Regions from separate parts of the Mus musculus genome. Here region 1 is linked to region 2. The links are chromatin loops, found by intact Hi-C in ENCODE. Cell type or tissue: left cerebral cortex. All regions are shown on one strand. Each heading gives the region's core, and the rest is flanking DNA. Links, peaks and the distances in the headings are about the cores only.

Region 1 (15,436 bases), core at 2,883-10,882, 62 kb after region 2:
TAAGTCTTATTTTTTTAAAAAGAGAGATATTATGTCTTACAAAGTGGAAGGTAAGGACTGATACCCAGGGTGCCAGGGCTACACATGGATTTTTGCTTTTAATTCTGTGTCTCCAACACCTTGTAGGCCCATGACAGATGCTTAGCTTTTCAAATGTCATGGTGAAGCTCATGTCTGTGAGTGATACAGACATGTTTGTCCTTTGGTCTGTTAAAAATGAAGGAACAGGGTTTCTAACCGGGTGCATTATCTGTGTTAGAATCAAGGGCTGGACGTCATCCTCCAGCTGTCATCAGAATTGAGGCATAGCAGCTCTGTGGAGTTTCCTGGGATTTTTTTTCCATTGGTAAAGCCAGTGGGATGAAAAATATTTGGAATTAAATAAAGTCACCATCCCCGGGAGAAAGAGATTCTTCCCCAGTGAATCTGAGGTGATCTGAGGTGGCATCTTCAACCAGGCATAACAGGTACCCTGGAGGGGATTTTGTTTTCCTACAATTATAGGCTCCTCATTAAATCTTTGGCATCCCCAAACTAAATGTTCCGCAACCCACTGCAGGCACAGGCCACCAGAAAAGTGTATTCATCAATTTTCCATCGCTATAACAAAAGACCTGAGGCAAATTGACTTATAAAGAGAAAGGTTTATTTTAGCTCAAAAGTTTTAGAGCTTTCCATTCTTGATTGATGGGTCCCATGCTGTGGTTTGAATTAGAAATGTCTCAAAGGCTTGTGTTTTAAATGTTTGCTCTTCAGTTGGTGCAGTGCTATTTTAGGAGGTTCTAGAAACTTCGGGGGGTGGTGCCTGATGGATATAGGCCACTTGGCGTTTTCTGGGAGTTTTAGCCCATCAGTCTACCTGTGGTTCCTGGCTTGTGTATGTTTCCTAGTTAACCAAGAAGTGAAAACCTTGGCCATGGGCTCTTGTCTGATTATTGACTCATTGGTCTTTTTGGAAGATGATTAAGATCCAGTCTAGGGCCAGAAAGAAGCTCAGTTAAGAGAGTGCCTTGCTTACAATCATGAGGACCTATGTTAATTAATCCCCAGAGTCCATTCCAGAAAAAGTCTGGTGTAGAGGTTCATGTATGCTCAGGAGGTAGAGTCAGGAAGATCCCTGGAGCTCCCTGTCCAACTAGCCTCACCTACTTGGCTAGTTCCATGTTATTTAGAGACTGTGTCTTAAAAAAAAAAATGAACAGCACCTAAAGGAATGACCCTTGAGGCCATCCTTTGAACTCCACGTGTGTGCACACACATGTATCTGATGTTCTCTTCTGGACACACACACCATCAACAAATTGAGTATGTTTTCTTTATCAGTGTATTTAGTAAACATTAGTTGAGCAGCTGGTCCAACATATGTGCCCAAGATGTCAGTTGGACAGATGTTGTCCCGTATTCCTTAGAACCTGCAGGCTACTATAAGCCAGTTATTGTTGGGGCCCTGAGATGCTCATAGGACATACGTGCTTGTTGAGCAAACCTGGAAACCTGAGCTCAATCCCAGAAACCTGTGTAAAGATGGAGGCAAGACCCAATTCCTGAAAGCGGTTGGTTCAGTATGTGTGTGTGTGTGTGTGTGTGTGTACATACTTATGTGTGTTGTATGCACATGTGTGTATGGAGATGAACATTCATGAAAGCCAAAGGAAATCATAAAGTACCCCACTTTATCATTCCCCACCTTCTTTTCTTCCCTTGAGTCATGGCCTCTCATTGTGTATGTATGTATGTGTGTGAGTGTATGAGTTTGTGTGTGTGTGTGTGTGTGTGTGTGTGTGTGTGTGTGTGTGTGTGCATATGAGTGCAGTGCCCACAGAGGCAGAAGAGGGCATTGGATCCCTGGAGCTGGAATTACAGATGATTGTAAGCTACTTGCTATGGGTGCTGGGAACACTACTTGGGTTCTCTGTGAGCACATCAGGTACTGTTGACAACTACACCATTTAAGTCCTAGTTAAGCTTTTCTGACTTTCATTATTAAATGATGTAAGGTAGTTTTCTGTTCAGTTATTGCTGTAAATTGGTTTTCATTTGCAATTCGTTGTATCTTCATTTTTCTTCTGGACACGAGTCTGTGTTATTATTCAAAAGAGACACTTTATTTAACTTTATGTGCATTGCTGGAAGGGTGTCAGATCCCTAGGAACTGGAATTACAGACAGTTGTGAGCTGCCATGTGGGCGCTAGGAAATGAACCTGGGTCCTTTGGAATAACAGGCATTGCTCTTAACCACTGAACAATCTCTCCAGCCCCAGAGTCTGTGTTGTGATTAACCTACTGTGTTTTATCTTGGAAATTCTTTGACATCCAGAATCTGTAGATACTCATGTTTCTTATATTTGGAATTCTAAACTTAGCTTTTTAGAGATAAAATTAATCTTGAAGTGTATTCAGAGGGCAGATAGAGTCTTGAGTCCTGGCACCATTGACTGATATATTCGCTCTTTTGGTTTGTCTTGTAACCCCTTGGCATAGATTCTCTGAGATCCATCTGGTTCTTATCTCTCAGTTCTGTTTAATCTCTCAGGACTCACCATGTAAAGGAGAACTACCTTGAACTCTGATCCTCCTGCCTCTGCCTCTAGACTTTTGATTGACACTGTGCAGCACCATGCCCACATTATGCAGGGATGGGGCGGAACCCAGGGTTTGCCAGGCATCTGAAACTAAAACCAAACCCTCTAGAAATGAAACACCAAACCCTTTAGAGCAGTTTGGATTGCTCAGAAGTGAAGGAGAAGAGGCAGATTTTCGCCGAGAAGAGAGAGTTTCGTGGTATGGGGAGGAAGCCTGCTTCCCAAGTGTGAAGTTAGTTGGACCTTAAATAAAGCTATTTATTCTTCCCAGGTTGCACCAGTTCTTAATGTCCCTCAGGCCCTCCACAGCAGTAGGGCCAACCCCTCTCCTTCCGCTGGGCTGCAGAAGGTAACTGATTAGCTGCCTCCCAGTAACGTTGGGGGCGTTGCCCTTGCAGAGAGTGTGGAGGTTTTCTTAGCTCTGACCTAAAACTGTCTGCATTAATTTACTCTTAATTATTTTTACAGATTCTATTCCTGGTCCATTGCTTAATAAAACTCTAGGGGTTTCTGTCTCTCTCTCTCTCTCTCTCTCTCTCTCTCTCTCTCTCTCTCTCTCTTCAATATAATAAAGTCAGCTGCATCAGACATGGATGGAATCATCTGCTAAGCTGAGGTTCTGAACGGTGCCCCCTGCACCCCTAAGTGTCTGTGTGTGTTCCCCATTCTCTTTCAGAAAAAGAATGTGTGTATAAAATTGTCAGCTATGGTCAGAAACCAGGTTAAAAGTGAATCTACAATCTTCCATCAGGAAGGAAGGAAGGAAGGAAGGAAGGAAGGAAGGAAGGAAGGAAGTCATTCTGCTCAGAGAAGGATAGAGGGTTCTAGCCTGTACCAGAACCTCCTACTCTGCCTTAATATGGCTAAAGAGAGTAGGGCCTCCTGGATTTTTGGCTAAAGATGACTGTTCTGTCTTTGGAAAAGCAACTCTCTATGACTCGGAGGGGGGAAAATACTTCCTAGGTAGCCATGGAGCCAGGAAGTGATCCATCCAAGAATAAAAATACCTTTGGGGGTATTTCAGAATAAATGTTTGTAGGAACCAGGCTGAAAGGGATGACACGGGACTCTGTGTGATCCTGAGATGGGGCTGCATATCCACAGAGATATTCTCTTAGCAAGGTGGCCCTGGTTCAACCTCTTCCAGCATGTGCCTATGTTAAGCTAACTAATAGAACAGATTGCCTCCCCAGAGTGGGCAGACTCATGTGCATCTAATCTCTGGAGTTTCTCCCAGGTTCCATGGACCCCAAGATAAGCAAGCACTCATATGATGAAGTAGGCTGAATCTCCATTGCTGAGAAGGACGTCACCAAGATAGATAGGACAGACCTAGGAAATTCCAATGTTAGAGTAGGCAGTTTGTCAGGAGGCCTAGCTAATGAGGAATGTGGCTGGCTCTTCTGATAGGAACCACAGAGCTTAAGAGAGGAAATTAAACAACCCAGTGTGTATCCCTCCCCTCCCCCAATAATGAGAGCTCCAAGACATGAACTGCCTGGATCTGTGTTATTCCACCCCGCATCCCATTTTGCAAGGTCTGCTGTTGCTAAAAATGACACCATTCTCCTCAACTGCGGGCAAAGCATGATGAGGTGGATCAGCATAACTGGAGCACCAGGCTGCAGGATGTACTTGACCCAGGCAGCGTGAAGCATTTGAGCCCTGATTAGTAAATCAAGAGAGACAGAAGCACGGTTGTGCTGGAGATGCCTTTTAAGCACGGAAGAGCTGTCACCCACATCATAACTGTGGTGGCAAATAAGTGATACCTTTGATCATGCGAATGAATAGCAGACGTTGTAAATACAGGAAGGGGAGAGGAGGAGTTTCACGTGTGATTTCAGTTACTTTTTCTCTCCTGGGTTTCCACATGAAGTTCTGAGAAAGCAAAAAGAAACAAAGATGGGCAGTTGCCCTGGAGAAGGAGAAAATAGGACCGTGCAAAGGGACAGGAAACAGCAAAGGAGAGGCATTGGGCGTCCAGATAGAGGTCTAGGAACACTGCCAGGAACCAGGGCTTAAGGGTAGAGGAACAGTTGGATAGGCATGAAGTTTGTGTGCATGGAGGGACAGTATTCCCAGGTATAGTACATATGTATATCTATAGCAACTGGACAGGGAGGAGATATGGGGTTGGAGAAAAGAATTGGGATTCAGCCTGGGTCCATCTTTGTACTAGAACCAACATCTAACAGAACGAAGAGGAAGGATTAATTTTGGCTCCTGGTTTTATCAGTCCATCAACTAGAGCTTTCAGGGTGTGTACAGCCCCTCTTATCACAACAGGTTGGAAGTGGGAAGAGAGAGTACAGGCAAGATAAGATATGGCTCCCAGGAACCCCAGTGACCTACTTCCTCTGAGCTCTGCCTCCCACCTTTCACCGCCTCCCCATAAGGCCACTGTGTCATGAATCTATCAATGAACAAATCCACGTCTTAAGTCAGAGCTTTCATTCTAATTTCACTTCTGTTTGTATGATAAAAAGAAAAAACAAAAACAAACAAACAAAAAACCCTGAAGGTAAAAGGAGGTCATTTTAGCTCACAAATCCAGGCCACTGATCACCATTGTGGGAAGGTCAAGAACACCTACTCACATCATATCCATGGTCAAGAACACAGAGAAATAAATGCATGCCTACCTAATACTCGGCTCATGCTCTTTCATTTTATACAGTTCAGAACCCCATCATAGGGAATGGTGCTGCCCACAGTGGACTGAGTCTCCCCAAGTCAATTAAGATATTCAAGGCAATCCCCATGCCCACAGGCCAACTTTATCTGGACAATTCCTCATTGAGATCTCTTCCAGGGTATTTCTAGGTTATGTTGAGTTGACAATTGAAACTAATCCTTGCACTACTAAAATCCCCCTGCGGCTGTGTCTTCCCCACCTCCATGCATGACTGTAAGGGGGTTTTAGGTAGGTTACTCAGGTAGAAATATCCATTCTAAATGCCAGCAATCATTTTTGTCTGCTTTCAATGCAATCTCTGGCGTTGATCATCTGTCTCCTGATTCTCCCACCATGCCTTACCGATCATGATGGCATATACCAGCAAAGTGTGATTGAAATAAACCCTTTATTCTTAGGTTGCCTTTTGTTCGATATTTCGGTACAGCAGTGAAGTGACTTACACACCAGGGAAAGGCTAACAGATAGAGGGAAAACCAGAGCAGTCTAGGAACTGGAGATGTAAAGGGTCCTGGGGAGCAAGGAGAGGAAACTGGTAAGGAAGGACACTCTAATAGTTAGAGCTGGAAGTATCAGAATACAGCATTTCTAGCATTGTAGAGCAGGCCAGCAAAGGCCAGGGGAATGTGGAGATGATTGTACTTCAGCACCAGTATTCCTAATAAGGTAGTTCTGAGTATTCCTCAGGGTGAGTCAGAGACTTTGAGGCTCTGACAGGAAGGAAGGATCAAAGTGATGATGTTTCATAAGGTGAGACACTTCAATCAGTGCAATCCTGTCTCCCAAAGTAAAGGGCAGCATGTTAGGCATGGCTCCCCAGAGGAAGGTGGACAAGAGGGAGTGTGTGTGTGTGTGTGTGAGAGAGAGGGGGGAGGGGTTTGTATATATGACACACAGAGTGGAATTGTGATGTGTGTGTCCAAATGTGTGTGTGGTATGTGGTATGCATATGTGTATGTGTGTGATGAAAAAGAGAAGGGAAAAGAGAAAGATGTAGAGAGAGATGGAGAAAAAGAGGGAGGGAAATTAAGATAGATGGAGGGATACACGAATAAGAAAAAGATGATAAATGGAAAGACAGATGGAGAAAGAGACAGAGGGATATTGAAAGATAAGAGATGGGGAGAGAGAAAGAAATGGCAGGAGCAGGGAATAGAGAGATGGGGAAAACATGCAGGGAGATAGAGATGAGAGATGGAAAGACAGGTGGATAGAGAGAAAAGGAGAGAACAAGAGATCAGAGATGGAGAGAAATAAAGAGGAGGGGGGGGGGAGAAAGGTAGAGAGACAGAGGTGGAAAGACAAAGAGGGAGAGATGGAGAGAGCTGTGAGCAAGCTTATTCCCTTTTCTTTATTTTTGGCTTTTTAAGACAGGATCTCACCATGTAGCTCTGGCTGAATTTAAATTTACTATGTAGCCCAGAGTGGCCTTAAACTTGCAGCAATCCTCCTGTCTCTTTCTTCAGAGTACAGGAATTGCAGGCATGTGCCAGCACACCCACCTTGATTTAGCTTTTTCCTTAGCACACCCACCTTGATTTAGTTTTTTCCTTCTGGTTAAATGGTAGTTTCCATCTTACTCATATTTAAGCACACATCCTTACATTGTGAAGCAAGACTACCATTTGCCTATAGAGCTTCTGTCTCGTGATAAACTCAAACTCCATCTGGCATCTCTGTTTTTTTCCACTGCCCCTGTGGTTCTCTGGAGAACTCATTGGCTGGTCCATCTCTAAGTCTCCATCCATGAGGTAACTGTCTGGGCATCTTTGGAGTCAAATGAACCCAGTCCATCTGGTTGTGAAGAGGGGGAGGGGATGATGTTGGTTACCCAGAGTTTGATGGTCACATCTTGGGACCACAGACAGGACAGACAGCCGCAATGAGAGCTCAGTGCTTCAGAAGCCTGAGCCACAAAGTCTTTCATTGGTACTGTTGTGTGATAATTCCATATACACGCATAACGTACTTTGTTCGAGTCACTCCATTACCATCTTTTATCTCACTCTCATTCCCATTGATCCCCTTCTTTCCAAAAACAAACAAAAAAGCCCATCTCCTATTTTTATGTCTTTTTTTGTTTATTTTGCTTTTTTAAAAAGTGATCCAGTCAGTTTTAATTAGTCAGCTCCATGTGCCTGAATAATTATACTCACTTAATTAACAAATATTAATTAATGAGCTACTGTGTATCCTTAATCAATTAATGGGTTATTAATAGGGCCAAAAGAAACCTACCAGTGCCTTGACTACTGAAGGAAATGTTTCTCCCAGCAACCATTGACTGACTGTAGATCCCCAGGGAGGAGTAGAGTCTTGGGAGCCCCTTCCAAGCAGGGCACAGCTGCTATGAGTTTATGACCAGAATGGCCATTTCCTGTTGCCAGAAGAGGACAGAATTTCATTGCACTCCTGTACATTTTCAGTCTCTTAGACTCTTTTTGTGACCTTTTTAAAAAATTTTTAGTTTCTTTTCTTCATAGGACAACTTCATTGAGAATCTATTTTGTCCAGCAGACCTCTTTTTTTTTTTTTTTTAAATAGAAATCTAGTGTCTAATTTCTCTAGATCCTCCTTTAGGTCTTGGGCATTGATTAAAATTGACCCTGACTTAAGATTCTCTGATGATTTGAGGTTGATGTCTCCCACAATTCTCTGGCATTTGAATATCTGATCTCCAGTTGGTAGCTATTTACGGGAGGCTCAGGAGATATGGCATGCTAGAAGCAGTATGTCACTGGGGACAGGCTTTGAGTTTTCAAAAGGCTCATGCCATTTCCAGCCCTCTCTGCTTACTATTTTTTTTTTTTTTTTGGTTCCAGATGTGAGCTCTCTCCACTTGCCCCTCCAACTACCTTCCACCTGCTACCTCTGATGTGCCATCATGGACTCTAATCATCTACACCCATAAGTTTAAAATAAACTCTCTTTGTTTTCTTGATCATGAAGTTTTACCACAGCAACAAAAAAGTAACCAATGCAGATCCTGTCCCTGCCAACAATCTCTGTTTGCATAAAAGACTATTTATTAGTTACTGACTAGTTATCCAAAGGAAAGGCATTGTTTTGGGGACCAGATCTGAGAATGTGTTGGTAGAAGGGGTACCTACAACACTCCATGATCAATGGTGAGGTGTTTGATGTTTGTGCGATACATTTTCTACTCCTGATACGAGGGTCTTAGCTCTAACACCAATTCTTTTATCCTCCTAACTTTCTATGCACCAACTATGGAAGAACTTTCTAACAAATAGTGCATTATCCTTACATGGACCTTCTGTCTTGTATAATTTTACAGGCAGAAGGGTCATGAGTTCAAGGCCAGCCTGAGCTACCCAACAAATTCCAACCTAGTTTAGGCTGCATAGTGAGGCCACATATTCTAGTTTCCTTTCTGCTGCTGTGATAAAACATGCTGGCCAAAGGGTTCATTTACACTTCCACGTTACAGTCCATTGCTTTAGGGAAATCAAGGCTGGAACCTAAGGCATCACATTCACAGTCAAGAGTAATTAGAGTAAACACATGAATCTTTGCTTGCTTACTTGCTTATATCTGTTGGCATTCTCCTCTCAAATCATTTGGGAATCCCTATCTAGGGAATGGTACCACCCACAATGGAATGGGTCTTCCTTCATTGACTAACAATAAAGACAATCTCCCACAGATTCACCTTCAAGCCTGTATGATTTAGATAATTCCTCATTGAGACCCTTCCCAGGTGATTCTAGTTTGTATCAGGTTGCCAGTTAAAACTAGTCAACACACCATGCCTCAGGAAAACAAAAGATTGGGGGTACGCGTATAGCTCGTAAGCTACATAGTTGGCTTTGTAGTTTGGGAGGCTGACAAGACAGGAAATGTGTGGTCATGCATGCTTTTTTTATGAAGAGAGGGTAAGCTCTCTCCCAAGATGCCTGCCCCAGAGTACCGTTTAGCTTGGATTCATCTCTCAGGGAAAGGAGCTACAGTTGAAAACCCTTTCATGGGGGTCACTTAGGACTATAAGAAAACACAGATATTTGCACTAAAGTTCATAACAGCAGCAAAGTTACAGTTATGAAGTAGCAACGAAAAATAATTTTACGATCAGGGGAGTGAGCTCAACATGAGGAACTGTATTAAAGTGTCACAGAATTAGGAAGGCTGAGAACCACTGCTCTAGGAGAACAGAACTGATAGAGTGAATATATATTATAAAATGGTGTCTGTCCATTAGCTTACAGGATACAGACTAGGTGGTTCAACAATGGCTGTCTTCATACTGAAGAGGCTAGGAACATGGTAGCTGCTCAGTCTATGACACTGGATGCCTCAGTAGCCTGAATGAATGGTAAAGGCTTGGGTAGTCCCTGGAGAGCCACTTTAGAAGGCTGAAGAAGCTGACATTAGTGAAAGAGGCTAAAGCATCAGAATCCCAGCATAAATGCACCACCATCTAGAAGTGAATGAAGGCAAGCAATGATATTTTTCCATCTGGGTTTTTTTTTTTTTTTTAGTTAGGCTGTTGTAGAAGGTGGATCCCACTCTGAGGGAAGAGTCTATCCAGCAGAATGTCTCTTAGTTGACTCCAAATCCGACCAAGTTGACACCCAAGATTGAGCACAAACACCATCCTGGAGAACAACCAGACTCCACTGCTCATGGGTAGAGATGGCATTGAGTAAAGAGAGAACTCTAGCTTTCCTTCTTGCCTACAAAAACTAGAGGCTGTTAAATAACAGACCAGCACTGGGAAAGTGGCTCAGTTGGAAGAGTGCTTGCCAAGCATGCACAAGGTCTGGGGTCCCGTTCCCAGCATCACTCAAATCGGGTGTGGTGGTACACACCTCTAATCGGATGGAGACAGCAAGATCAAACATTCAAAGTCAACGTTGGCCAACCTGGTGACCTGAGACTCTGTATCAAAAGTAATTTATATGAAAAATAAAACAGGACCAAAGAAGTTAGTTGTTTGGGGTAGCTGGGCATAAGCAACATACACTCTCATTTCTCATGTTCAGTATGGCGAGTAATGGCCTGAGAGGGAGCAGCTGTCAGACTCTCAAGCTAAGGCTGCAAGAGCGAGTCCTGAGAGACCTGCTTGTATGCCATCATTCCTCGGATCACCACCCAGCCAATGAGATGACCCTGGCCAATAGCTCATGAGCCTAACGATGGCCATTGTTCTCTCTCCTGCATCCCCAGACAATGGATTGACAGGGCCATAACAAAAACCAGGCTGTGTGATCCATGAATCCCTGAGCAGTCTCCTCAGGAGGCAGGGATGTATATCGTAACAAAACTTTATTTTCTTTTGAAAATTGCTGGTGTGATTCATACAGCCTGACACAGCCCAAGCTGTTCAGCATAAAGAAACAGATGCATCTCTCCCTCCCTCCCCAGCATGTCCCTCCTACTCCCTCCCTTCCTTTGTTAGGTCCTTCAGGCTTCCTTCTATCTACTGTGAAGTCTCATAGAGACAAGATGAGTTAGATTGTTGTATTTCTTTGTGCATTCATAAGTGTGTGTGTGTATGTGTGTGTGTATGTGTGTGTATATATATGTGTGTGTGTTGTGTGTGTGTGTGTGTGTGTGTGTTTCTGAGGTGTTTGTGTGTGTGTGTGTGTTTCTGAGGTGTTTGTGTGTGTGTGTGAATGTGGTGTCTATACATGTGCAAATAGTCAACTATCATTTCTTCGGTTATGTCTATTTTTTATTTTCTTTCCATATTTAATTTTTACATTTTTGTTATGTGAGTAGGTGTTTTGTCTGCACGTATGTGTGTGTGCGCCACATGTGTACGTGGCAGTCTTGGAGGCCCAAGAAGGTTCAAGATTCCCTGGAACTGGATTTACAGACAGTTCTGAGCTACCATACGGGTACAGGGAATCAAACCTGGCTCTTCTTTAAGAGCAGCCAGTGCTGTCATCTACTGGGCCATCTCTCTAGTCCCTTTATTTTTACTTTTGTGTGTAGGGTGTGCTTGGATGTATGTGCATTATTCAGGTGTGTATGTGGGGGGGTTCATGTGTGTGTGGGTGCACATGTGTGTGCACGCATGTGGAGGTCTGAGATTGATATCAGGAATCATTCTCCATCACTCGTCCACCTTATTTACCCAGGCAGGGCATCTCAATCAAACCCAGAGCTTGCTGATATGGCCTAGTCTCTCTAGTCAGCTTGTTCTGGGAACTCTATCTTTGCCCTCCAAGCCGGGAATTACAAGTGAACTTCCACCCCAGTGTGCATTTTCATAGCTTCTAGAAGTCCAAACTCCACTCCTCATGCTTGTACTGCAAGATCTCCCCAGATCTTTTATTTTTAAGATTTATTTATTTATTAGTATACACAAGTACACTGTAGCTGACTTCAAACGCAACAGAAGAGGGTGGCAGATTTCATTACGGGTGGTTGTGAGCCACCATGTGGTTGCTGGGACTTGAACTCAGGACCTTTGGAGGAGCAGTCAGTGCTCTTACCCACTGAGCCATCTCGCCAGCCCATCTCCCCAGATCTTACCTTGTTTTTGTTTTAACATGGTTTCTTACAAATTGGAACTCATCAACTAGATAGTTTGAATAGATAAAGAACCCTAGAGATCTGCCTGTCTCTGCCTCCCCAGCACTAGGGTTACAGACATGTTACCACCACATATTTTTTATATGGGTTCTGGACATTGAAGTTGGGTCCTCATACTTGCATAGCAAATACTATCAACTGGGCCATCTTCCCACCTGTGAGTTGGTTTTCCAATAAACCTCTCAGGACATCAGACTATGGGACATTTCAGACTTTAACCCTAAGATTGTCAAAGCAGGGATGTGATACAAGTGGGTACAGGTGGATGTATGCCCCAATAGTGTTTTCCCCCTTTGGGATGATCAATTTGGGTGAAGTAGGCTGCATTCTTTTAATGCTTTATTGCTTAGGTTTATTTCACAAGGTTTAGTGAAGAAAACACTAAGGGAGGGCTGGACACATACATAGCATAATGGTAGAGTGCTTCCTAGCATGCACCAAATCCTTGTTGCATACCCAACAACATGTAATCTGGACATGGTGGTGTACATCTGTAATAGTATCCCAAGGAGTGAAGACAGGAGGAGGATCACAAGGGCGAAGTTATCCTCAGGTACACGGTGAGTTCAAGGTCAGCCTAGGCTACCAGAAGCCTTGAATAAAGAATGAGAGAGAAAGATGGAGAGCCAAGGGAGAGTGATGAATCCTTGCCTTGGCAAAACCTAGTGAGGAAATTGGCTAAAATCCTGTGTTCAGCCATATTGCATATGCTTTCTTTTACTTTTTTTTTTTTAAGATTTGTTTTATGTGCATGTGTTTGTGTGCCTGAGTATATGCATGTGCAGGTACCTGTGGAAACTAAGAGAAGGTATCAGATCCCCCTGAACTGGAGTTGCAAGTACTTTGGGAGCTGCTTCACATGGTGCTGGGAACCAACTCAGGGTCCTCAGCAAGAGCAGTGCCCTTAATCTCTGAGTCATCTCTCCAGCCCCTCCTTTGCCATCCTGCTTCCTCTGATAGCTTTCCTGTTCTCCCTTCCCCAGGTGTAAGGAGCTCAAATATTCCAAGGAGTTGCCCCAGATATCCATCATCTTCATCTTCGTGAATGAGGCCCTGTCTGTGATACTTCGGTCAGTCCACAGCGCTGTCAATCACACACCCACACACCTGCTGAAGGAGATCATCCTGGTGGATGACAACAGTGATGAAGGTATGGGCGAGGACAGTGTGTCTTCAGGACTCAAGAAATGCTGCTTCTGTTCCCAAGGGAACCATGCTGGTGTCCCAGTCTTTGGCTCCCTGGAACATATTGGAGGAAGGGAGAGTCTTAGCAGACATTGGTTCATTACTATTCCAATCTTCTAGGGATCTGTGCCGTATCAGTTTTAACTGTCTGCTTGATACAACAACCTAGAATCACCTAGGAAGAGAGTCTATTATCTAAATCAGGTTGACCCACGGGCGCATCTATGAAGGATTGTCTTGATTGTTAGATGATTTGGAGAGTCCAGCCCATTGTGGGTGGCATCATTCCCTAAGAAGGGGATCCTGAACTGTATAAGCCAGGAGAAAGTCAAATGGCAACAATCAAGCAAGACCTATCTGTTTCCACTCTTGACTGTGGGTCTGATGTGAGTAGTTGATTGCATCTTCACTGCCCCACGTTGATGGACTCTGACCTTGAATTGTGAGCCAAATAAACTCTTCCTTCCCCTATGCTTTTGGCAAAGGTGTTTTATCCCAGCAACAAAAGACGAAACTGGAGCAGGCTCTTATAAAATTATTGGGTAGACTGCAGTAGGTAAAATGCCTTCCCAGCAAGCATGAAGAGCTGAATCTGATTTCTCAGAGCCTCTCCGCCGCCCCTACACACACTCTTTTTTGAGACAGAATCTCTGTGTACCCTGGCTGTCCTGGAACTCACTCTGTAGACCAGGCTGGGCTCGAATTCTGAGATCTGCCTGCTTCAGCCTCCCTAGTGCTGGATTTAAAGGCATGTACCACAATACCTGGTTAGAACCCATGTTTTTAAAAAGCCAGGTGTGACATGTTGACATGTGTTTATCATCCAGACCTTGGAGAAGCAGAAACAGGCAAACCCCTGGGGCACATTTACCACCCAGCCTTACCTAATTGGCGCACTCAAAGCCAGTGAAGAGACCCTTTCTCAAAAAAAAAAAAAAAAAAAAAAAAAAAAAAAAAAAAAAATCAAAGTGGAGAGACAGCTCCTGAGGAATGATACCTGAGGTTGTCCTATGGCCTCCACATGCATGTGTATAGTATGTGCACTTCCACACACACACAAACAAGTGCACATATGCATGTAAAATTCAATAAATGTGTAAATAAAGTTAGTGGAGTCGATCATCATGGCCCACACCTCGAATTCTAGCACTTGGGAGGCTGGGAGAGGAGGAACATGCATGCATTCATGGCTAACCAGGGCTCCAGTAGCAAGTTCTTTCCCAGTCTAGGCTACATGCTGAGAACTTAATTACAAAACAAACAGGAGTAAATTCCTCAGCTAAGACCTGTTACTTCCCCTTTTCATAATACTCAAAGAACACCCAAAGGAAAGTCTGTTTTCTTCCCCCTCCGCCTTTTAATACTGTCTCCATTCATATTTTCCAAGACATAAATTTTAAAAAGAAAACGTTTGCTGCACCGAATCAGTAAGAGGCTCAAAATATAAAGGTGGAGATCGATTAAAGAGGACGCCTAACCTTGAACTTTGGCCTGAACAGACAGACAGACATGCATGCATATACGCATGTACATGTGCATGTACCCATGTGCACATGCACACACTCATGGATGCACATGCTTTGTTCAGAACACATCTTACATTAGAATCCCCTCCCTGGACCACTGAACCCAAAATGATGGCAGATGAAAACGAGCCGTGTTAGTTGATCTTTTGAGTTCAGCACACCTAGAAAGAATGAATCAGCTAAAATAGAAAGCAAGCAAGAGTTACAGGACCATTATAAAACTAGAATGGCAGGCAAAAGGACATTTGGGTGTGGAGGTAGACAGAAATGTGCTCTTGTATCTGCTCACAATGTACAAAATTCAGCATGCTTACCGCAGGGAGAAAGCCCTCTGAGCTCAGGTCAGACAGGACAACTGCAGAGCGAGCCTGCTGAAGGTCCAGGAGGCTAATCTTCCAAGTATCTGTAGGATTAGGAATGGCCTAAGCCTCTTGCTCTGAGCAGAAGAATTATCCCACAAGGTGCTCTCAGGTTGGGATGAAGGTGAGCTCAGATGAATCCTTTGTGAAGCCTGATCTCCAAAAGATCACGTTTGGATCAGCTTAGAATTGATCAAGATTCTCTTGCCTCTCCAGAAGGGCTGACTAATTCCCAAAGACTTGGTGAACAGTGCTCCTGGGTCCAGTAATCTGTCTTCTGCGGACCATCATCCAATGTATAAAAAATGACCACTGACTAGATTTTAATACTCCTACTTTTTGCCCTTTATCCATTACCCTTTTCTTCTTTCTTCCTTTCTTCCTCTTTCTTTCTTTCTTTCTTTCTTTCTTTCTTTCTTTCTTTCTTTCCTTCCTTCCTTCCTTCTTTCCTTCTTTCCTTCCTTCCTTCCTCTCTTCTCCTTCCTTCCTTCCTTCCTTCCTTCCTTCCTTCCTTCCTTCCTTCC
Region 2 (15,436 bases), core at 3,509-11,508:
GACATGCCAAAAAAGATGTCAAACTGTGCTTTTAATGTTTAATGCAGTGATTTATACACACTTAGCTTCTTTTATTTTAATTTTTGGTAAGCAATTCTATGGTTGTATGTTTTTTGGGAAATACTGCCTTTGTTTTTTGGTGACTCACAGTGACTGAAGTCCCAGCTAAAGCAGCTATTATATTTGATAAAGACCCACATTCCTTGCAGGACTTGACCCCAAAGATTTCACATTAGCCCTTGAAATTTCTCTTTCCAGAACTCTGACAACAAAACGATCATGGCTTTCTGCCGTATCCCAATAATAACTTAACTCCTCCAGGGAAGCACGGAGGCAAGCACTTTATAAACAACTGTGCTAAACTTATCCCAGCACTGGGAACAATGGTCAGCGTTTATTTCTCTACCCGGGATTCAAGGTGTACACATGTGCCTTTGAGCCTGTTAAGCTGTCTCTCAAGAAGGTGCACAGGGCTTTCCCTCTGATTTCCCAACTCATCCCCTTAGCACACACCTCACTGCTTGGAATGAAAACACACACTTCAGTTCTTTAATTAGCCATGTTACTAATATTCGAAAGCATTCCAATTGAGAAGAATAGTGGTATTAATTCATTCAATGATTTATTGGTTCTTTTTATACAATTTTAGAGGCTTGTTTGTACATGGACATGTTTGTGTACATGCACATGCATGTGCTTATGTGTGGGATGTGCACATGTGCACATAGAGACCAGCTGTCATGGAGTGTCTTTCTGTAGCTCTATCTTTTTTTTTTTTTTTAGGAGAACATGGTCTCTAATTGAATCTGTGGCTATGACAAAATGCTTGATTGAGGCAAACAATGTAAAGAAAGAATGGTTTGTTCCAGCTAGAGATTTCAGTGTCTGATCACTTACACTGTTTGTGTGTCTGTGGCAAGGAGGAAGAGAAAGAAGAGGGGGAGAGGAGGGAGACAGAGACAGAGACACATAGAGAATGTGGAACAAAGAAGAGACAAAGAGGTAGAGATAGACAGCTATGATGAGAATAAACAACAGAGATAATGAGAGACATAGAGTCAACAAGAGAATAAGAGTGATATAGACACAGACATATAACACACAGTAGGAACAAAATGCCATCTACAGGGACACACTCTCAGTGACCCATTTTTCCTCCATCTAGGCTCTGCCCTGTAAGTGTCCACCACTTCCCAATCCCCCATTAGGCTGACTCCATCAATATGTAAACCCACAAGTGAGAAAGGAGCTGTCAGTATCCAATCACTTCCTCAAAGCCGACTGGACTGTGTGTTCATGGGTGATTCTTAGTGGGAAGAGATGGAGTGATGGGGTAGGGACCAGTCATGCTGTGTGTGTGTGTGTGTGTGTGTGTGTGTGTGTGTGTGTGTGTGATGACCTGCTTAAGCACATTTCCCACCCTTTGTTCCTGAATTGCCTTGTTCGGATTCTTTATAGGTCTTCTGTAAGCACTTGGCAACATTCAAGGGATGGAAAAGCCATTGAAAATGGAGTGTTACCTCCAAACTTGTTAGGACCTGGTCGGAAGCCATCACTATGGGGCAAGGGTGGGTTCAATCAAGGAAGATCAATGAGTCTATGTGGTGCTGTCCTGCTGACTATCCCCATGTGGTGACAGAATACCTGACCGAAGCCACTTAAGAAGCCACGCAAGGTAGGGAGGCTTTTTATCAGCTCCCAGTTTGAGGCTATAATCCATCATGGCAGAGAAAGCATGAGGCTGATTCTCACATGGTCACACGGCATCCACAGTCAGGAAGCAGAGAGAGAGAGAGAGAGAGAGAGAGAGAGAGAGAGAGAGAGAGAGAGAGATATGAATGCTGGCGCTTGGCTCACTGTGTCCCTTTTCATTCAGTCCAGACCCCCAGCCCATGGGATAGAGCTACCCATACTTAGAGCACCTCAGTGATTCCTCTCTAGAAATCTCACAGAACTGGTCCAGAGGTGTCCCTCCTAGGTGGTTCTAAGTCTAGCCAAGCTGATATTGAAGATTGGTTTTTTTACAACTAGCAAGATGAAAAAAATTACAGGCTGGAAAGATATAGCTCAGTACTTAAGAGCCTTCCTTGGCTGCTTTTCCAGGGACTTAGGTCTGAATCCCAACACCCACATGGTACCTAGCAACCATCTTTATCACCGGTTCCAGGGAGATCCAATACCCTCTTCTGGCCTCCAAAGGCACCAGGCATGTACACGTTGCACAGATATATAAGCAGGCACTCACACATACATGCAAAATAACAGGAAATGCACCTTTGTTTTAATGGCCTGTCTCCCCACACCGAAGGCTTCTTTGCAGTTTGAACAGCTTACATTTCTGTTTCTTACCTCCATGTTTCTGTTGGGATACCAGCTGTTACATGAGGCTCCATTGCCGGTTTTACCTGTAAGTCCAGCATTTCACTTACAAACCTAGCATTTTTACCACTGGGAGAAAAATCAAAAGGACAGGCTTGGGATGGCGTTAGATAAGATATACCTACAGGCACAGCTATAGATGTAGTTATGGATCATAAAATTAAATGTCTGAATCCCTAACCGTGTCGTGTGTCTTCTATCAAATGTAATCCGATTTTAAGGCTTGTAATTTCTCTTGTTCCTTTGGGGTTCTTCCCCTTCACCGTCTTGCTTGTAGGATTAGGAGTGAATTTTAATATGAATTTTCCTCTCCTAACCAATTTATGCATCCTTTCTTCCTGAGGGTTATTCTACATCAATTGTATAGCAGATCCAGCTGAAGGCTTAAGTACTGTAATTTTGTATCTAGGGATGATCCATGGCTAGAATCCAATTTTCTATTCTGGTTAGGGTGGCAGAGTCTGACTGGGATGTTTACTGGAATGTGAAATCATTAGTGGATTAGTTTTAGGGGATTTGGGGTTTTATGTTTTGACACAGGTCTCATGTAGCCCAGGCTGCCCTGGAACTTACTGTAGAGACAAGGATGACCTTGAACTCCTAATCCTGCTAGTGTATGAGGTGCTGGGGACAGAATACAGGGCTTCTTGGATCTAACAACCAAGCAGCATCCCCAGAACCTGCATTAGCAGGTATTCTTAAAATCTGGGACAGTGTTCTGTGCAGATGTGTCTCTGGTGTGTCTGTGTGGAAATAGGAAGTCTGTGAACCTCTCTCCTACCAGCCTGGGCATTTGGAATTGGTGGATATTGGTGCCAAAGAGCAAGGGAAAAGGCTTCTTGTATATTGTTCTCATTGTTTTCTTGGCAGACAGCTGAAAAGAAATAGTTTGTCAAGCTGATAGTCTGGTGTCTCAAGTAGTGAAGAGGTGTCCATACTTAAAGTAGGATGTTCAGGAGACACAACAGCTTATTAAGTCAACCAATAGCCTGAAAGTCTTTCCTCCCTCTCTCTCTCTCTCTCTCTCTCTCTCTCTCTCTCTCTCTCTCTTCTCTCTCTCTCTCTCAATGGGAAGTTCTGGGAACTTATGAATGCTAGAAATGTCCTCTACCACTAAGTCATACCCCACCCCATTCCTGGGGGATTCTAGGCAGGTGCTCTACCACTGAGCCACGCCCCCAGCCCCTCACTGGGGGATTCTAGGCAGGTACTTTATGACTAAGCTATACCCCAGTGCCTCCCTGGGGGATTCTAAACAGACATTTTATAATTAAGCTGTATCCTTAGTATCCTTGTGGTAAAGTAAACCAGTGAGACGAAGGATCTCACTAAGTTGCCCAGGCTGGCCTTAAACTCACTGTATGACTCAAGATACCCCTCCCCCCAACTTCCTGAGTTGCTGCAACCATAGATCTGCACTTTCAGACCCAGCTGTTTTGTCACTTAAAAAAAAATCCCTGGATTTGTAAAACAAAAGAAAATAACAACAACAACAACAAAAACCACCTACAACTCTAAGCAGGGGAATATCAAGACTTATCTACATTAAGAAATTAATTATGGTAAAAGACCTTACCATCTTCACTGTTTCTGAGGGTGTAGGTTGTGAGGGTTGACAGTGTTTACTAGCATGGAGACATCCCCAGAACATTTTCTGTCTTATAAAATGAAGCTCTGCGAAGTCACAACACCCTATCCTTTCCCTTCCTTTTAGGGTCTTTTGTTTCTATGCTTTGAGAAGGAGTCTCACATAGCCCAGGCTGCCCTGAAACTTACTTGGTAGACAAGGATGACCTTGAACTCCTGATCTTGCTAGTGTATGAGGTGCTGGGGACAGAATTCAGGGCTTCTCAGTTGCCTTGGACAACCACTGGACTAGAACAAGCACTCTTCTTTCTGTCTCAGCAAATGTGACTCCTTTTAGTACTTCCAATAAATGACATCCAGAATTTGTTCTCATGTGACTGGTTTCTTTCTTCCTCCCACTTGGAATAATGTCCTTGAGGTCCATCCATGTTTTAATATGCGTTGAGATTCCCTTCCTTTGTTCAGGCTGAATAAAATTGCATGGTATGGATGTGCCACATCTTGTTTATCCCTTAGTCCATCACCCTGACTTCTGGGCTATTGTAAACAGTTCTGCTGTGAGCATGACTATGTAGATACATGTTCAAGTCTGTGCTGCAGATTCTACTGGGCATAAACCAAGGTTGTACTTGCTGGGTCATAGAGTATTTTTTTTTAATTTTGTTTGGAATACAATTCAATTTTCTCAGCATCTCTACTATTTTATATTCCCCTTATCAGTGTACAGTGCATTCACACTGCAGTTATTTATTCTTGTGTTGGGTATATGGGTGTGTGGGTGTGTGAAAGGCAGAGGACAACCTTGAGTGTTATTCTGCCTTATTTTTGAGACAGGCTCTCACACTGATCCTAGAGCTTGCCAACTGGCTAGACACGGTGGGCACAGTCCCAGGGATCTACCTGTCTCAGCCTCCTCAGCCCTGTGATTACAGGAAGGTTCTTGACTTTTCAAGGCAGGTTTTGTGAATATAAAGCAAAGTTACCCTGATTGAGCCATCTCCTCAGCCCTGGTTTTTGTTTGTGTTTTGTGTTCCTCTTTGTTTGAGGCAAGGTCCCCTGTTGTTCCCCACTGTGCACTCAAGAGAGTAACTGGCCCATAAGCTTCTAGAGATTTCTCCTGTTTCTGCCTCCTATCTCACCACAGGGATTACAGGACTTTAGGATTACAGATCTATTCACCACCAACTCTAGCTTTATGTGAGTTCTGGGTATCTGAACTGAGATCTGGTCCTTAGTGCTGGGATGGCAAGGGTTTTTCTCGCTAAGTCATTCCCCAAATCCTCCATAGGAACTACTTTAAAAGTGTCTTGTAAAAGAAACCTTTAATAAAAATAGAACCAGAAAATGAACAGTAAAATCCAAAGTCCAGGGACTAGAAATATGGCTTAGCAGTTAAGAACCCTTGTCACTCTTGCAAAAGATCCAAATATGGTTCCCAGAACCCACATTAGGTGGCACACAACTGCCCATAACTGCAGCTGCCCTTTCCTGCCCTCCTTGGGTACTGCACTCACATGCACATACCCTCACTCAGAAAAACAACACATAGTTAAATAATAGATTTTTTTTCTTTAATCTGTTGCTCAGAATAGAACAATGCTTAGACTTCTTTTGTGTACTTCTGAGACTTTACAAAGGTTTGTTCATTGGGAGGCTTGGTTTATTATTTCCAGTTATTGGAAAGAGTCCACACCAAACAGGGTATAGTGAGTCATTCAGGAGGCTGAAGCAGGAGGGTCCTGACTTCAAAGGCATCCTGTGAAACTTAGTTACAGTCTTAAAATAAAAATTGGGAACACAACTCTGAAGTAGAAAGTTTGCCTGGGATATGCAAAGCTCTGGGTTCAAACAGGAAGGGGAAAGAGGGAGGGTAAAGAAGGAGGGGGAGGGAGAAGGGGAAGGAGAGGGGGAGGGAGGGGGAAGGAGAAGGGAAAAGAGAGGGGGAAGGAGGGAGGGTGAAAGGAGAGGGGGAGAGGAAGAGGGAGGGAGGCAAGCAGGTAGGCAAGCAATATACTCTCCTTTGGGGAGTAAAAGGAAAGGCCCAGCAGTGAGTAGGTGGGAAGTGTTGTATGAGCCTGCTCCAGGAATAATGTGGGTTGGATTCTATCCAATCCAAGAAAAAGTGAATGTTTCAGGTCTGAGGGAAGTTTGTGCATGAGGACAAGTGTCTGGAAGGCCCAGTGACCAGGTGGCAAGTCAGCAAAGAGAATGTCAGTCACAAGACCTGCCTTTCAGGAATGAATCTATTCTTGTCCTGGTGACTCACAGTCCTCAAGCTTTCAAGGATATTTACAAAGAAAGAAGGCAGCCAGGAATGGCAGTTTGGATATGGGAGCCATCTGCCTTGCAGGGTCTGTGGTCTCACCTGGTTTTCGGAGGCTCATCCCCACACCCAGAGCAGCTGGCTGCTTCCATTTGTATTCCCCAGAGTTGCCTTTTATAGAAGGCATGCCTGAGAAGAGATGAGGAGAGAAGGGAAGAAAGAGGAGAGGGAGAGGAGGGAAGAAGGAAGGCAGAAGACAGGAGGGGAAAGGCGAAAAGAAGAGGAGGAAGGGGGAAAAAGAGAAGGAGAGGAGGAGACAGAGGAGACAGGAGAGGAGAAGGGAGAGGGAGGGAGGAAAGGGGGAAAGAGAAGACTCATTTTTTGATTTCCATATGGGACCCCTGCCAGCTATATGGTACCCACATATATTCGGTGAAGTTCCTCCCACCTCAGGTCACTGACCCACACTTCTGTCATCTCTGAGAGCTCCCTCATAGACATATCCAGCAGTTATGACTCATCAGTGCCTCAGGCATCTCTCAATCCAGCCAAGTAGATATTTCAAATATTCATCCAATCTCTAAGTATAGAATATTATAATGATAATAATTATATCAAGGAACTTGTGATAAAGGGCAAAAGGAGACTGAGCATGAACTTGGGGCTCTTGTCACTATATATAAATTGTATGTGCTGTAAAGTTTGGTACACTTGCCAAAAAAATGTAGACAATTGTGACTTTCCTCCTCTTCCTCCTCCTCCTCCTCTTCCCCCCCCCCTCCTCCTCCTCCTCCTCCTCCTCCTCCTCCTCCTCCTCCTCCTCCTCCTCCTCCTCCTCCTCCTCCTCCTCCTCCTCTTCTTCTTCTTCTTCTTCTTCTTCTTCTTCTTCTTCTTCTTCTTCTTCTTCTTCTTGAAATGGAGAAAGGACCTGTGTTGGCACAAAACTCTCCTAGACCAAGTTCTTAGCACAGAGGACATTTATTTGTCCCAGAGGGACAACGGGCAGGGAGTAAAAGGCAGGAGATAGAGGATGAAGGAAAAAAGGAAAGAGGCCAGGGAGAGAGGGGCAGGGATATTTGTCCCAGAGGGACAAATGACCTCCTCTGCACAGAGAGAAATCAGATGTGGCCCATGGGGCAAATGACAGTTTATAAATGTAAAAGGAAAAGCTTTGTGTTAAGATGAGGTGTTTAATTTTTATTAGATCAGTTTGTTAGGGTAGCCAAAAAGAGGTTTTTAGTTGTGGGACCTCAGTACTTTCATAGCTGAAACTTGGTATTCAATTTCAGGGGGAAGAAGTGGCCAAATAAGGAAACAGACCTTGTTTCCTAGCTTTAAGAACGTACTCTAACTTTTGGGGGTTTTTGTTTGTTTGTTTGTTTGTTTGTTTGTTTGTTTTAAAGCAAGGAAAATGGAATGGGAGAAGGGTACGGCCTGCCAGAGCCATGTTGGCAATGGCTGCCTAAAACCCCTTCAGACAGAGTTTCATTATGTAGCCCAGGCTGGCCTAGAAGTCTTAACCCTCTTGCCTCAGCCTCCAAAGTGCCAGGATTACAGGTGTGTGCCCCACATCCTGCTGAACCTGTGTTTTCTATCACCCAGTAACACGCCCCAGGAAGAATCATCCATGTGTGCAGCTCCTATGTAAAGCAAAGTTGGAAACATCACAGATCTCCCCTTTGCCAGGATTCTAAATGAGAAGTTCCAGCACTTGAGTCCTCAATCATAGTTCCGAGTGTTCAATGGTAGCCTTAGCTAATGTGATCTCGCATTCTGTGTGCCTGCTCTTTTGATTGGTTAGCAAATAACAGAACACTTACTGCTGTGTTAGTCATTGGAGGTCTTTTCTAGTCACTTAGAGGATCCAGATCCTCCCCCCCCCCCACCCATATGTCTGCTCAAGTGCATGACCCTTTCTAGTCGGTTCTATCTGTTCCAGTATGGTTGAGCCAAATATCATGTTCCCTGGACCAGCATTACAAGCAGCTTAGACAGGAAAGGTCTATCTTCTTTGTTAAGAGGGAACAAACCTCTCAAAATTAGTGTGTGTATGTGTGTGTGTGTGTGTGTGTTTGTGTGCAAGTGTGTAAGTCAGATGTCAGCTTGGGTGTCATTGCTCAGTTGCCATCTACTTTATAGTTTCAATCAGAGGGTTTGTTTGTTTGTTTGTTTTTACTGTTCCAGGCACCAAGAACAAAACAATATAACAGTCCACCAAAGTCCAACTTAGTGAAACAATGAGTTATCCAGTTTGCCCACTGGGGTATGGGTGGAAATAATATACAGTACCATGGGTGATCCAAAGGTAGTTGCATCATGGAAGAGCCCACCCAGCACGGCCAGTGTTACGTCAAAGCTGCGTCCTTTGATCTTGATACCCAACTTACACTCATTTCTTGCCAAGAGTCTCCCTTCCCTAGTAATCATTGCTGCTTGTATAACTTAGGGAGGTACCTTGTGCATAGTGTTAAGTTTCTGCCTTCTGAAACTTCTAAGATTCATCCACTTCCTGAGCCTTCTAGGAAGACTTCCCTCTTGGAGGAATTGCTACCCAAAGCCATGTGTTGTGAGTGAGGAATGCCCCTCATAGGTTCATGGTGCTCCTTTGGGGGGCTATATAGAATCTTTGAGCTGAGGGGGTCTAGCTGTCAGATGTGGTTTAATAGCTGGAAACCTTGATGAGTACACCCCTGTCTGTCTGTCCAACCACGGTGGGATTTCTACCCATACTTCCACAGCTATAGACAAAGCAGCTCCTGCAACCGTTCCTTTCCCACCCTCTGAAAACATCAGCCAAGACAAACCCTTTCTCCCTTAATTCGACTCTACCAGGGATTTCCCCACAGCACTGAGGAAAGTAACCATCACAGTATGTGTTAAATACAATTGTTTTCTCTAATGCGCTTGACCTGCGATTGGCAGAACCTGGGCGTGCAGAGCTTGTGGATGGGTCACCCTGGTGGTATTTACTCAACCATCTTCCTCTCTTGTCTGTATGGGCCGGGAGTCTGGGAAGCACATTGTTTATTTGTGCCTGAATCTCTAGGTCTAGGGTGTAGAAAGAGCCTGCATTGTTTGAAGACATGGACGACTCAATTTTTTTTTAATTTATTTTGTATTTAATGTACCCTTGTCTCTCTTTCTAGATCCCTCTTGTGGCTTCCTCCTCAGTGATTCTCACATACTGAGATGCAGTGTCTCTGCTGGGGGTGGGCATCCCAAAGAGAGACTTAGAAAATCTCGGTGCGGCAGAGAATCGGAAATTTTTTCCTTTTTAGGTGTGTGTGCGAGCGCTTGTGCAGTTGTGCATGTGTATGCTGGTGCCAATGAAGAGCAGAAGAAAGTAGTTGACTCCCCCGGAGCTACAGTGACAGGCAGTTGTGAGCCCCCTGCTGTGGGTGCTGACTGGTAACATCAAATCCTCTGCAAGAGCAGATAACACTCTTACCCACTAGGCCATCTCTCCCCAGCTCCACAAATACTTTTTTCCATTTGTTGAATTCGGTTCTTTATTTCTTTCCATACATGGATATTTTATTCTGAGCCTTATTGACCTCTCAATTGTCTGAATCATCATAAGAATTATTCTCAAGGGTCTGGATTTTTTTTTTTTGGAACGAGCTAAGCAGGGGTGAGATAAATCTAAGATCCCTGTCTGGACTGTAAATACCAGGCAGTCATGGCTGTGTCTTCGTGGGTGCCTTTTCCCTTTAGAGATTTATTTGAGTGCTTACAAAGACAGCATTTTTTCAAAGAAGGGAAAAAGGGATAATCAGGGAAGGGCAGAGATTCCCCCGTACTGCAGCCAACTGCCCTACCCAGTGAAGAGGCATTAGAAGACAAAGTGCTAGTTCCTTGTTAGGAAAAAATGATCACCAAGGAGAAGAACAGCTTTGGGGGGGAACAGAAATCTCCTGTGTATCAGGTGGATTTCCTGGAAAGGGGACTTTTGACCTTAAAAAGCAGTGAGCCAACACTTAATAGAAGCTAACTGCAGAAGAGGGCAAGCTAGTCTGGGAAAAAAACAGTACATTGGACTTCGAGTAGAGTTTTGCATAGGAATGCAATTTGCATAACAATGAAGGTATCTTGTTCCAGACAGTCTTTCTAATGGGAGCTAGTCCAGAATAACCATTCTGTGGATGCCCAGTGCCCCCCCCCTCCAAACCCAGTTTTAAAAGGAAATTAAATGTGAAGGGTTGAATTCTGTAGTTGTTAGTCTTGGGAAGGGATGAGGGGGGTGGTATTTCTGTGGTGTGCGATGCCTGGGAAATTCGTGAGGACAGCATTAGGTTTTCTGTTTGGAGAAGAAAAGTCTTCCCCTAATGGATTTTGGAAAAAAAAAAAAGATTATTTAATATTGGGTCCCCACTGGCCTTATGGAAAGGGAGGAGGGGCATTCAAATTCATCCCCCAAGAGAAGATAAGTATTGCTGGCTTTTTGAAATCTGAACCATTTACTGAAATACATACTTTTTGCTCATAATTTATTGCTCTGCAGACAATAGGATGGAAAAGCTGTAATAGTTAATTATTCCCAGAGAAGAGAAAATTGGGTGTGCATGTGTGTAACCATGACAGTAACTGGTTTTGATTTATTTGAACTAAGCAGCATAATCAGAATATCTAGATACTTTAGTGAAATGAAGGGTCTATGTATTATGTGTGGATAGATATGTGTATGTATAATGACTGGATAGATATACTTATAGATGCATATAAATGGGTAGATATATATTTATGTATGTGCAAATAATTATATTTGTATACATATGTGTGTGAATAGAAACAAATATATTTATATATAAATAGATAGATAAATTGAAAACAGATGAGTATATTTATGTATGTTTATATTTACATATAATGTGTATAGGTGGATGTATATATATATATATGCATATATATTGTTGTATAGGTAGATTTATGGATGGATGGTAGATATATGTATGCATAGATATAAGTATATAGATGGTAAGCGAAAGTATGAATGCATGTATGTGTGGGTAGATGAACACATGTATGATAAGTATATATGTATGTATACATTCATGTATAGATATATCAATGGATAAATTGATAAATATGTATGAATAAATATATCAGTTGATGCATGTATATGCGTATGTCTTGAAGTTAATATAGATGGATAGAAGGGTGGATGGGTAGATGGATGGATGGATGGATGGATGGATGGATGGATGGATGAATGGACGATTGAAGGATGGATGAATGGATCAGTGGGTTGAAGATGAAAGGATTGATGGAGAGTTGGGTCCATAGTTATGCACCAACAAAGAAAGAAGGGGAGATTCCTGTGCTGATAGAAACTTTTTTTTTTCTTTTAGCTCACTGAGTCTAATTAATGTTACCTGTTGCAATGGTAGCCAATTTTGTTGGCTTGATCTTGTGTGAAGGTCTTCTACAAGAAACCGTAGCTATTGTGAGTTCATAAATGCAACATCTATGCCTTGTTCAGAAGACAGACAGCATCTCACAGCTCTCTTCCCTGCCCTCCAGCTCTTACATTCTTTGTGCCATCTCTTCAGTGATGCTCCCTGAGCCCTGGGGGATGAGCACTAAAATAAATGTCCCACTTAGGCCTGAACACTCAGTGGTCAGCTCAGCACTTTGACCATTTACTGGGGCTCTTTAGAGATGACATTTATTTTCCACTCCAAAGCATTGAAGAAAAGTGTTTACTGGGGGAAAGGAAACACATATGTACAGCAGACAAAGAAGGAGCAGGAGGAGGAGGAGGAGCAGGAGGAGGAGGAGGAGGAAGAGCAGGAGTAGGAGCAGGAGGAGCAGGAGGAGGAGGAGGAGGAGCAGGAGGAGGAGCAGGAGGAGCAGGAGGAGGAGGAGGAGGAGCAGGAGGAGGAGCAGCAGGAGGAGGAGGAGCAGGAGGAGCAGGAGCAGGAGGAGGAGCAGGAGGAGCAGGAGGAGGAGCAGGAGGAGCAGGAGCAGGAGGAGGAGGAGGAGCAGGAGGAGCAGGAGCAGGAGGAGGAGGAGGAGGAGCAGGAGGAGGAGCAGGAGGAGGAGGAGCAGGAGAAGGAGGAGGAGCAGGAGGAGGAGCAGAAGGAGGAGCAGGAGGAGGAGGAGGAGCAGGAGGAGGAGCAGGATGAGGAGGAGGAGGAGCAGGAGGAGGAGGAGGAGGAGCAGGAGGAGGAGGAGGAGCAGGAGGAGCAGGAGGAGGAGGAGGAGGAGCAGGAGGAGGAGGAGGAGAAGAAGAAGAAGAAGCAGCAGCAGCAGCAGCAGCAGCAGCAGCAGCAGCAGCAGCAGCAGCAGCAGCAGCAGCAGCCGCCAAAGCCTTATGCGAAATGGAGGGGACACTTGAAAAGCTGGAAAAGCTGGTTTATTCTCAAGGGCTAGTATTTTGAAGCCCCTAAAGAGTCTTCCTCCCCTAATTTGGTCAGTTTTAAAGAAAAATAGGGTAGTTAATTGGCTGAAAACTGTTGTGTAACACTGTCTTATCTGGCCTTGAACTTCTTGAGCCAGTTTATCAGCAGGGGGCCTGATGGTGGAAGACAAAACTGAAAAGGCCTTTGTTTCATTTTATTATTAGAAATGGATTTTTCCCCCATTTAATATATTCTGATTACATTTCCGGTACCCACCATCAAAGAGGGGAGGACAGACTTTCATCTGAATCCATGCCCTTGCTTGTCTCTAGTTTAAAAACAAGAAGGCAGTCTGAAGAATAATAATAAAATAAAAATAACGTAAAACAAAACTGTAATAGGACAAAACAAGCAATCAGAAGAGAAAGAGTCAAAGAAAAAGCACAAGAAACACGTACAGACTCAGCGATATACACGCTGATGCACATAGGAATCCCGCAAAAACACAAGACGAAGGGTGTTTTTGTTTTTGTTTTTCTTTTAATGCCCTGTCAAAACAAAGAATCTTGAAAGATGCTATTGAGTTTGTTTTGTGTTGGCCGGTGACTGCCAGGCATGGGGCCACGTCTAAAGAATGGTTTGTATCCCTAAGAGGGCTCTGTTGGAGAGAACTCCCTTTTTCCTTTGCGAGTGTTTATCAAGAGGAGAGAGCTTCCGGGTGAGAGATGGGAGTTTGTGTACACTGCTCCTCTCGGCTCTGGGACTCCATCTGGAGCAGACTCTTACAGGCCCTGTGCATGCAGCCCAAAGTCTCAGTGAGTTTACACGTGCATTGGTACTGTTATATTTAGAAGGCCTTGTTTCCTTTGGTGTCCTCCATCCCCTCTGGGTCTTACAATCTTTCCACCTCACCTTCCACAGGGTTCCCTGAGCCCAAGGGGAGGGATCTGATGGAGACATCACATTTAGGACTGAGTGTTCCACGGTCTCTCCCTCTCTGCACATTTTCTGGGTCTCTGTATTTGTTCCCCTTCTGCTCAACAGGAAGCAACTCTGATGGTGGCTGAATAAGACACTGGTTTGTGAGTATAGCAGAATGTCATGTGAAGTCATTTTATTTGCCGTGGTCCTTTAGCAGAAAAGTCTTATCTGGTTGGTTCTTAGATACCTGAACAGTGTTGGGGGTGGGTTCTATCTCATGGAGTGGGCCTTCAATCCAATCAGATAGTGGTTGGTTACACCCATAAGCTTTGTGTCACTATCGCCCCCTCGCATCACCCATCAGGTCACACTGTAGATGTGTGTAGCTGTGTTGGTGGTTACCTTTCTCTTTGGGTAGCATGCAGAGTACCATCCAATACCATGAACACTAATCTGTAGGGTGGAAGGCTGTAGATAGGCACCCTCTTGAGTTCTCTGAGTTCAGTGAGTTATGTAGGTGTTGCCTTCAATCAATAGGACCTTACTTTACCATCAGTTTGTAGAGAGAAACTTATAGCCTTGGAAACACCCTGGGTTGTTTGGGAGTTCCCATGTGTCTTAGATAGGGTTTTATTGCTGTGAACAGACACCATGACCAAAGCAACTCTTATAAAAATAACATTTAATTGGGGCTGGCTTACAGGTTTAGAGATTCAGTTCAATGTCACCAAGGCAGGAACATGACAGTGTCCAGGCAGACATGGTGCAGGCAGAGCTGAGAGTTCTACATCTTCATCTGAAGGCTGCTATGAGGAGACTCACTTCCAAGCAGCTAGGATGAGGGTCTTATAGCCCACACCCATAGGGACACACCTTCTCCAACAAGGTTACAACTCCTAATAGTGTCACTCCCTGGGCCAAGCATATACAAACCATCCCACCATGGGACCCCTTTAGCCAAAAACTCAATTAGATATAACTCCATCTAGGTACTAGAAGCTTTATTTGGTGATGGGAAATGTTCATTTGAGGTCCCACCTCCACTGTTACGTGGTGATTTCATTTAGAACAGCTTGCTATATGTGTATCTTTCAGGCAGCCTCTATTGTATTAGGTGGAAACTGACATTTCAATATGGGCTTTTTGGAGTAATCGTGTTCTGTAGGTCACCAATCCCCCAAAGGCTTCTAGAACTTCTCCAGCCAAGCACAAGAAATGCAGGCTGTTCATCATGGATCAGTCCACAAATTCTGACCCCCAAGATCATTTTCTCAGAGTGCAATGAGTGCTGTAGGCCCCAGAGGCTCATATGTCCCATGGCCCCCAGAGGCTCACATGTCCCATGACTCCCAGAGGCTCATATGTGCCATGGCCCCCCCATCGGCTCACATGTCCCATGGCCCCCATAGACTTATATTTCCCAGTTGGCAGTGGTGTTGAGTAAAATTGTGGGACCTTTAGGAGTTAGACCTTGCTAGAGGAAGTGAATCATGGGAGTAGGTTTGGGGATTTCATATAGCCTGACCCTACTCTTTCTCCCTGATACTTTGTATATAGATGAAATGTCATCCCTCCACATCCTGACTGCCAAGCTGGCTTCACACTCCTGTGGCCACATCTTCCCCATCATGATAGATAGCATCCCCTCCAGAGCTGTAAGCCAAAAATAAATCTTTCCCTTGTACAAGTTGGGATCTTACCACAGCAACAGAAAGGAAGGCAAGAGGAAAACCATTTTCTTCCTGTGTACCTTCAGGAGTCTCCCATGAGTGATGTATTCAAATGGTTCCACCCATTTGCTCATTTGTACTCATCAATAAGCAAAGAGAGATGAGAGTAGGGGGTGCATGTTTCTCCCTGGAATTTTTACCTCCAATCTGTCTACCTGCTGTTTTCATTGGCTGGGATCTCCAGCTGGTGAAAGAACTAAGGTCATGATGTTTAA

The links. A loop is a pair of places that touch in the nucleus more often than their neighbours do. Peaks named below come from ENCODE experiments on the same cell type or tissue, not always from the same donor. Only the 100,000 strongest peaks of a DNase experiment are listed, where the experiment ranks them.
Region 1: it touches region 2 in a loop (9-fold over the local background); 2 of 42 quality-filtered maps call a loop at or near these places.

What each region holds. Positions count from the first base shown.
Region 1 is chr5:131,109,245-131,124,680 of GRCm38, reverse strand. It overlaps Galnt17 (polypeptide N-acetylgalactosaminyltransferase 17), which reads left to right. Exons shown (of 11, transcript NM_145218.3): 3 at 12,826-12,992. Among named protein-coding and RNA genes, the nearest start is that of Gm40338, 32 kb to the right of the region's middle. In left cerebral cortex, for the core only: no CTCF peak of the experiment used is centred there; DNase peaks (open chromatin) are centred at 4,182, 6,826 and 10,616; H3K27ac peaks cover 208 bases.
Region 2 is chr5:131,172,235-131,187,670 of GRCm38, reverse strand. All of the region lies in intron 1 of Galnt17 (polypeptide N-acetylgalactosaminyltransferase 17), which reads left to right. Among named protein-coding and RNA genes, the nearest start is that of Gm40338, 95 kb to the right of the region's middle. In left cerebral cortex, for the core only: no CTCF peak of the experiment used is centred there; DNase peaks (open chromatin) are centred at 6,233 and 6,668; H3K27ac peaks cover 801 bases.